Regions from separate parts of the Homo sapiens genome. Here all the other regions are linked to region 3. Evidence: chromatin contacts called from ENCODE Hi-C or POLR2A ChIA-PET data. All regions are on one chromosome and are shown on one strand. Each heading gives the region's core, a stretch centred on a gene start or an enhancer-like site at or near the end of the contact. The rest is flanking DNA. Distances are from core to core; before and after follow the strand shown.

The links. Hi-C counts contacts between places; a loop is a spot of excess contacts on that map. ChIA-PET counts read pairs that join two places held with the same protein, here RNA polymerase II (POLR2A). Pooled maps may share reads with other maps.
Region 1: a loop to region 3 is called in a map of B cell, with 2.8 times the contacts of the local background. The contact joins two enhancer-like sites. A Hi-C loop is called at or near these places in 6 of 168 maps with a recorded cell type or tissue (B cell, CD14-positive monocyte, Ramos and 3 more), 10 of 37 single-sample maps with no recorded cell type and 6 of 50 pooled maps. POLR2A ChIA-PET finds 5 or more read pairs at or near these places in 9 of 52 experiments (CD8-positive, alpha-beta T cell, HEK293, OCI-LY7 and 6 more).
Region 2: a map of B cell shows a loop between it and region 3 (4-fold over the local background). The contact joins two enhancer-like sites. A Hi-C loop is called at or near these places in 5 of 168 maps with a recorded cell type or tissue (B cell, CD4-positive, alpha-beta memory T cell, CD8-positive, alpha-beta T cell and 2 more) and 9 of 50 pooled maps. POLR2A ChIA-PET finds 5 or more read pairs at or near these places in 13 of 52 experiments (B cell, CD4-positive, alpha-beta T cell, CD8-positive, alpha-beta memory T cell and 10 more).

The regions. Positions count from the first base shown.
Region 1 is chr3:71,563,078-71,565,777 of GRCh38, reverse strand. All of the region lies in intron 2 of FOXP1 (forkhead box P1), which reads left to right. Among named protein-coding and RNA genes, the nearest start is that of FOXP1, 19 kb to the left of the region's middle. Within about 2 kb of position 1,262, at least 5 of the 41 ENCODE cell types and tissues checked have a DNase peak (open chromatin) inside an H3K27ac peak, as active enhancers do; they include B cell and OCI-LY7, where a contact is called at or near this core.
Region 2 is chr3:71,509,874-71,512,604 of GRCh38, reverse strand. The region is part of intron 2 of FOXP1 (forkhead box P1); the gene reads left to right. Among named protein-coding and RNA genes, the nearest start is that of MIR1284, 31 kb to the left of the region's middle. RefSeq lists a silencer at 1,753-2,047. Within about 2 kb of position 1,389, at least 4 of the 41 ENCODE cell types and tissues checked have a DNase peak (open chromatin) inside an H3K27ac peak, as active enhancers do; they include B cell and OCI-LY7, where a contact is called at or near this core.
Region 3 is chr3:71,442,709-71,445,408 of GRCh38, reverse strand. The region is part of intron 3 of FOXP1 (forkhead box P1); the gene reads left to right. Among named protein-coding and RNA genes, the nearest start is that of MIR1284, 98 kb to the left of the region's middle. RefSeq lists enhancers at 904-1,043, 1,434-1,543. Within about 2 kb of position 1,273, at least 27 of the 41 ENCODE cell types and tissues checked have a DNase peak (open chromatin) inside an H3K27ac peak, as active enhancers do; they include B cell and OCI-LY7, where a contact is called at or near this core.

The DNA.
Region 1 (2,700 bases), core at 13-2,512, 120 kb before region 3:
CATCATTATGCGTAGAGATCTTTGTCAACAAGCTTATGAGATTCATCTGCTTCAACCTTTTATTTACTAAATAGATGGCCGCCCAGGATCAAATGGGCCATCTTTATGCATAGTTACCATTTCTGCAACAAATACGGCTTTTAGTTACATTTTGACTACCGAAAATATACTAGGTACTATACCAAGTATAAGCTGCCGCTTTTTCTTTCTAGCCTGAGCACTTAATTAAGACCTGACAGATTGATTTTTCCATTAGGCCAGAAGGCAGGTGTCGTCTTGAGTAATTCTTGATTTGAATTTCTTATTAAGAGTCTGTTTAGCTCCCCCCCCATCACTGCCACCAAATATGTGTATTTAGCAGAGACTCTCTCTTACCCAACGAGTTTTACACAACGAATTGGTAACAACCAAAATAAAATATCCTAACAATAAAGTACTGTTTCAAAGGTACCAATAAGGAATGTTGCCTTCCTGCTGCAGTGTGCCTGGTATCCCTATAGAAGGCCTGCCCGTGGGTTAATGTGGTCTGGTAGTCTGAAGCCCGTGAAGCCATCATTTCTCATCCTTTTTTTAACCCCTAACACTCCACTATGGACAAATTGACAGAAGACATTGGTATCTGTATAGCCCCTAACTCCTCAGTGGATGATTTGACTTCTTTCATTTTTCTTTTTTCTTTGAGACAAAGTCTTGCTCTGTCGCCCAGGCTGGAGTGCAGTGGTGCGATCTCGGCTCCCTGCAACCTCGCCTCCCGGGTTCAAGAGATTCTCCTGCCTCTGAGACTACAGGCGTGTACCACCACGCCCTGCTAATTTTTGTATTTTTAATAGAGACGGAATTTCAGCATGTTGGCCTGGCTGGTCTTGAACTCCTGACCTCAGGTGATCCACCCACCTCAGCCTCCCAAAGTGCTGAGATTACAGGCCTGAGCCACTGCCTGTAATGATTTGATTTATTTTCTTTCTCTTTTCAATTTCCATCCTCCAAAAATGTTATGGAAATAACTTCCCCAAAATGATTGTCTGCCCGTCCACTGAAATATAAATTCCCACTTACAAATAATTTTTAAGAAAACTCTGTAATTGACATTTAACTCCAGGGATAAAGAGTGTTGCTAATCTCAGCCTGCATCACTGGCCAAGGGTGTAACCAAATCCTCATCCAATGTGGTCATGTGTGTCAGTCACACTGCAACGTGGTAGTTACGGGCAGCGACTCAAGGTCGGCCAACCAGAGACTTTTAACACTTGTTGGGTGACTCAAAGCTTATTAACCTTTCTGATTTACCTTGATCTTCCATAAATGTGTGTGTATGTTTGTGTGGGTTTAAAAGGACAGAATAAAGAACTTACCTCATCAATTTGTTCGGTGGATTAAATGAGATAATCCATGTGGAATGTGACACAGGGTGCCTGGCAAATACAGGAGCTTTATATATGTTAGCTTTTCTGATTATTACTATTGTATCGTTATTGGTTAAAAGTCACATTAAATAGCCAAGGCAGATAACGGATGAGAACTTTGCAAAGATTACGAAAAAACTGAAGGAAGCCTACCTTGTATATGTGGCATGAGCTTTGGAACATCAGGTTAATTACCTTATTGCTGTGTTTTGGGGTTTGTGTTGACTTGCTTTGGTTTTTGTCTGTTTGCTTTTGAATAAGGTCCTAAAATACGGTTTTGCTGGGTTTTTTATTTGCTTCTGAAATTAGTGCAGGTGCAAGTAACAGGAAGTGAAACCTTAAGTGGCCTGAGGGAACCTCATTCAAATGGTGCCAAGCAGGTATAATATACAAGCATTATCACCTTACTGATAATCTGGCATACTGTGGGTATTCACACGTGCCATTCAGATTTCAGAGATGAAGTCATACGGCAGTTTGGCACCAGCTTGCCCAGCTCCTTAGGAAAGGTGAGAGAGAGGAAAGCCCTCATTTTTTGAGACAGTGTTGAAAACACGGTTTTACTTGTCGAGTGGCACAGGATTGCAGTTGTCATTTGGTCACATTGTCTTTGACGTTCCACCTTGGGTGCAAGGAAAATATCTTTAATAAGTGAATTCACACCCTGTTTATAGAGTTACAAAGTCTCCTCTGGGTTTGAGACTGTGTTACATATATCCTCATATTCTGAAATGTAGAAAAATTTACATATTGAAGACCCAAGACTAGAATACCACATTTTCATGGCTACAATACAAAGTTTTCCAAATGTTTAAATATTCTCACAGCCCGGTGGTTATATCTAAATAAAGCATTGTCCTTAAGACTTACTTTGGTTCTTTGTCCTGAAGGATTTAGAGAGAACCCACAGTTGCTTTGCCTTTGCGGTAGGTAAGGTGACTCTGTTCTCAGCCAGTTGCCGATCTTTGCATGCACTGAGCCCTTAGACATGCATTGAGTTGAATAAAATTTGCCCAGCTTGGTCTGCCATCCTAGGGGGCCTCTCCATGTGCCCTTTTTTGTTAAACTCAGAAGTGGGTCATATGTACAAGATGCCCATCTATGTCTTGCTTTTAGTAAGAAAGCATCTGAAACAACCTACTGCACCCCATAGAGTAGCCAGAGCTTTTGCATCTCTCCCCTAGGGCTCCACTGAGCCAGGATGTTGTTCCTTTTCCTTCAGCTTGCTCCTCCCCAGCCACTCCCTGGCCACAGTCACACACATACACATACACACACCCCTCTGCAGTTTGCTCCC
Region 2 (2,731 bases), core at 140-2,639, 67 kb before region 3:
CCAGGAAAAGTTGGATTGCATTGTAGAAAGAAGAGGACTACTATTGCTTTTCTGTCTTAAATATGTACTACTTAAGTGTGTTGTGATGGGGGAAAAATAGACTCTTCAGGAACATGCATATGGTGCTTTTGGTAACAAGGCAATAAGGTAATAGGTGGAGGAAGGTTAGGAGTTCATTTTTGGGTGGGGATTTCTTCCTTTGTGTCTGCAAGAGAGGTGGGATATGGCTCTGGCTTTTTACCTTGCTTACAGGGTGTGTCTGCTCTTAAATCTTCTCCTGAGATGGGGCCTAGGCTATGCTGCCTGTCCTTAGCCAAGATAAGAGGTCATTTAGGGGCCAGGTATATTACCCTACCCTTCGCCAGGCCCTATATCCTGTCTCTAAGGCACCACTGGGAGGCAATATAGCACAATGTGAACTAGGTTCAACCCCTGGTTCCCCTCCACTTAATTACTATGTGACCTTGAGCAGGTGACTTCCCATCTCTGAGCCGTGGTTTTCTCACGTATAAAGATGCATTCCTACATCAGAGCTTTGTTGTGAGGAACCAAATGGGAAAATCTATGTCAAGGGCTGAGCACTGCACTTGGCACAAAGTAAATGTTGACTAAATGGCAGCTATTATTGTTGTCGTCATCACCAGCAGTTCCGTCAACTCCTACCTGAGCCTTAGGCCAGTTTTGTTAAGATTAATTTAGTTTCCAAAAAAGATGTGCTAATTGGATTATTACATTTTCATGTGTTTACATCTATATATACATGCATGGCTTTGAAATCTACACATGAATATATTTATCCATTCAAGTTTCTCTTTTAAAAATCTGTAAGGATTATATTTTTAAGTCATTGAACCATGATGAGATTCTTTTTCAAAAAAAGGATTGCTATAAGTGATCATTATGTAGGCCATCAAAATGGAGAATAATGTAGACATGGAGCTAAAAGAAAACCAAAAAAAAGGAAGTCAGTGTTCATACAGGGCCACCAATTGAGTGCATATTTTTATGGCCTGGTTATTTAAAAATATTGGCACTTGCCTACATTGTTTAGGATTGGATGACACAGACAGAGATGTTTTGGGGTTGGGGTAATTTTTTTTTTTTTTTTATTAATTCTACAACTTGTAGACTTGTAATCAGGAGTGGCTTATCAGCAGCTTTTCAAAATCTGACATTCCACATGGAATGCCCCAATGGAGGAAATTTAGCACTCTGTGAATGCTTTTACAGTTGAATTCCACACATATGAATTATGACAAGTGAGGCTGACTACACTGTGGTTTGTTGTGTCTGGTCTGGTTCCTACTTTTAAAGTTGCAGTTGCGTTTGGTCATTTGAAGCTTATTTTCACAGTCTGGCCAAGCCAGCAGGGTCCCGGGGCTCTGCAGGGGACATAAACCACCAGCCTTTAAGCCAGAGTGCTCAGTAGATAAGCATTTCAAGACTTCATTGCATCATACAAAAGGACTTATGGGCTTATTTAACATACACTATTTGACTTAATTTAGATATTTAATGGAAAGAAAAGCCTTTTATTATCACCGAAGGAAAGAACTGCCAAACATTGTGAGGCTCAGTTGAAATATTATAACGGATATACAGAGTGCAAATATATTTCACTGCCTTACATAATGGGGTGTTTAATAATAGTTGTTTCTTTAAATTTAGCACACGTATCTCAGACATTTGCACTTTGTAAATTATAGGCCGTGGTTCAAGAAACTCAGTTTTAAAAAAATTGTTTTAATGAGGCATGTACTGATTTTTTAAAAATGACCTTCAGCTTTGATTTATGTTTATGAGCCCAGATTGGGGAGTTCATGCCAGGAATGAACACTTTCCGTCCTGACTTTTTACAAATGTAAATATGAGCAATGGCTGGGTCTGCTGACTCGATTGGACAGAGCTTAGTTGAACATTGCAGTTGGTAGGCATCAGCCCCCTCTGCAGGTCTGGTGGCTGGGAAGAGCAAGGAGCTCACTACAGCACTGGGAGGACACTACACATAAGTGTCTAGGGGGAAGCCTTTCCATTGTGCTGCACCTGTGTGCTTTCATTTTCTGAAGTACCTGGACTGGCTCAGATTGCCAAAGCCCAAGGCCCAAGATCAACTGATTTTTTTTTTTTAGAGACAGAGTCTCACTCTGTTGCCCAGGCTGGAGTGCAGTGGTGGGATCTCAGCTCACTACATCCTCTGCCTCCTGGGTTCAAGCGATTCTCCTGCCTCAGCCTCCCAAGTAGCTGGGATTACAGGCAAGTACCACCACACCTGGCTAATTTTTTGTATTTTTAGTTGAGACGGGGTTTCACTGTGTGGGCCAGGCTGGTCCTCAAGTGATACACCCGCCTTGGACTCCCAAAGTGCTGGGATTACAGGAATGAGCTACCGCACATGGCCTGACTCTTCTTATTTATTTATTTTTTGAGACAGAGTCTTGCTGTGTTGTCCGGGCTGGAGTGCAATGGCGCAATCTCGGCTCACTACAACCTCCGCCTCCGGGGTTCAAGCGATTCTCCTGCCTCAGCCTCCCTGGTAGCTGGGATTACAGGTGCCTGCCACCACACGCCTGGCTAATTTTTGTATTTTTAGTAGAGATGGGGTTTCACCATGTTGGCCAGGCTGGTCTCCAACTCCTGACCTCAGGTGATCTGCTCGCCTTGGCCTCCCAAAGTGCTGGGATTACAGGCGTGAGCCACCGTGCCTGGCCTGATTCCTTCTTTTTAGAGACAG
Region 3 (2,700 bases), core at 24-2,523:
ATGGTTAAAATGTGGACTTCAGCATCAGCCCCATTCCGGTTCAGGCAAAACACTGCTGAGCTGCCATTTACATTGCTGGAGATGTGTGTGGCACTCGTTTCAGTTGTGCAGTACACCTCCTTCCCAGCTGTTCACAGCAGCCCTGATTTAGGCAAAACTGAGTTTGAATTCCTGCTTTTGCCACTTACGGTTTGTGAAGCAGCCTGTGTTTCTGTAGCCCTCCCACACTTGGCCTCCTCATTGGTAAAATGGGGGTTATGGCTCTTCCCTCACAGGTACCATGGAGAACACTAAGGACTAAAGGTATGTTGAAGCTATTTATGTCATGCCTGCCACGTGGTCTGCACTCCAGAAGTACTTGCTATTGCTGTTATTGAAATGAAAGATCTCCCTTGCACATCTTCCCCTGCCCGGCCACATTGTGCACTTTGAAAAGGATATCCTTCACATTCGTTTTCCAGAAAATTGAGGTCACTGACTTATTTCCTTCTTGAACCCTCTACCCTCCAGTCCCCATGGCCATCCCCACTCCCCCCAATCCCTTGGGTTAAGTCACAGCAGAGGCATGTACAGAGCATCCCTCGCAAACATCAGTTGCCTTTCTGTCTGCAGCAGGCCTGTTTGATTTTGGCTTCTTATCTGATGTAGGGAAGAAGCCGCACTCCTCTGAGCCTTGGGTAGGCCAGTTGTGGGCTGGCCCGTAATAATACAATTATGAAGGTTAACAGGAAAAAGTGGGGTCCAGGAGCAATTCCAGGCAGCTGGCAGGCCTGCTGAATTGGAAGCGCCCCACCAATGAAAACTGCAGCAAGAAGCAAATTAAACCTCCTATCTGCCATCTCACTCTCTTTTCTCCCCTTTCCTGTTTGGACTTGAAAGGCGATTGGAGCCAGGGCCCTGACAGTTGACGGAAGTGCTGCAAGGAGAGAGTATTTATTTACAGTGAGTCGTGGTGATGCTTGTTCAGGATGCGGTTTCTTGCAGGAAGTTCTGTCCCCACCCCCGGGTTTGATCATTTCTCCAAAAAAAAAAAAAAAATCCTTGATTGTTTGAGGCCTCCTCTCTGACTTGGAGCAACATTGTAGAACCTGTCTGTACTTGGAGGGTTTGCTGAGTGCACCTTTGTAGGAGGGCCTGGAGTGGGACGAGAGGCAGCCAGTGGGCCTGGCTCCCTCCAGATGTGTTCAGGCGCAGCAAAAATCATTAGGCATTGAAAATAGGGAAGTAGGCCGAGTACACGTGTGGTAAGCTGTGGTTGGCGCAGGCCAGTCTGTTCGTTAACAGAAACCAGTGCCAATTGACGTTGATGTACTAGGCGTTTGAGAGAGAAATCACTTTGAGGCAAAGTCAGTAGCTATAGTGCATAGGGAGTGAGTATTTAGGTAGAAACCAGTTGGGCTGGGGCTGGCTGGTGAAGCCCCTCTGAAGGAGGCTGAGTGCCAAGCTGCTGGTCCAAAATGTGGGGTGCTTTTTGCCTTTGGGGGTCTCATAGAATATTGGGAGAGAAGGGTAAAAGGGGAAATAGTATTCTGTTGAAGAGGTTATTTTGGTATATTCTTGGATCATCATAAGGCCACCCTACAATACTATAGAATTTTCTCATCAGCTGAGAAATAGCCTCCATTCTTTATTTAAAAGTATATACAAGTGAGAAAAAAATGACAAAAGGATACAAAATGAGACTCAGCTCCCTTCTTTAGTTTCAGAAATCCCTAGAGCAGGTCACTTGGCAGCTTGCTAGGGATGCAGGTTCTGGGGCCCTGTTGGAGGGAGAGTGGCAGAATCAGAAAATCTGGCATGAGGGCTGGCAGTCTGTGTTTTAACCAGCCCTATAGGCGATTCTGATGGTCATGACTGTTGAGAAGCATGGAGAGAAGGCAGTGGCTTTCCAACTCGAGTGTGCATCAGGGTCACCTGGAGGGCTTGTTAGACCGACAGACGTGAACCCAGAGTTACGGTTAGATAGGCGGAATACGTGCCCATGTCCTGTTCACAGTAGGGCGACTGTCATTAACAATAAAGTATTGTATATTTCAAAAGAGCTAGAAGAAAGTATTTTGAATGTTCTCATTACAAAGAAATGATGAATGTTCGAGGTGATGGATAAGCTAATTACTCTGATTTTATCATGACACCAAATATACATGTATCAAAACATCACACAGTACCCCATGAATACATACAATTATTGTGTGTCAGTTAAAAACAAAATAAGGGCCGGGCGTGGTGGCTCACGCCTGTGATTCCAGCACTTTGGGAGGCCGAGGCGGGTGGATCACCTGAGGTCAGGAGTTCAAGACCAGTCTGGCCAATATGGTGAAACCCCATCTCTACCAGAAATACAAAAAAATTAGCCAGGTGTGGTGGTACATGCCTGTAATCCCAACTACTCAGGAGGCTGAGGAAGGAGAACCTCTTGAACCCAGGAGGCAGAGGTTGCAGTTAGCTGAGATCGCGCCACTGCACTCCAGCCCAGCCTGGGTGACAGAGCGAGACTATGTCTCAAAAAAATAAAAAAAAAATAAAAAAAGATTTAAATAAAAACTGCAGGTGCTGGAGCCCCACCCTCAGAGATTCAGATTAAGTCCCAAGTGGGGCCTGACAATCTGCATGCTTTCATTTTTTTGAGCAGGCAACTCCGCCTGCAATCCCCTTCTCCCTGGTTTTCCTGATGGAGCAGGCCTGGGCTTTTGACAAATC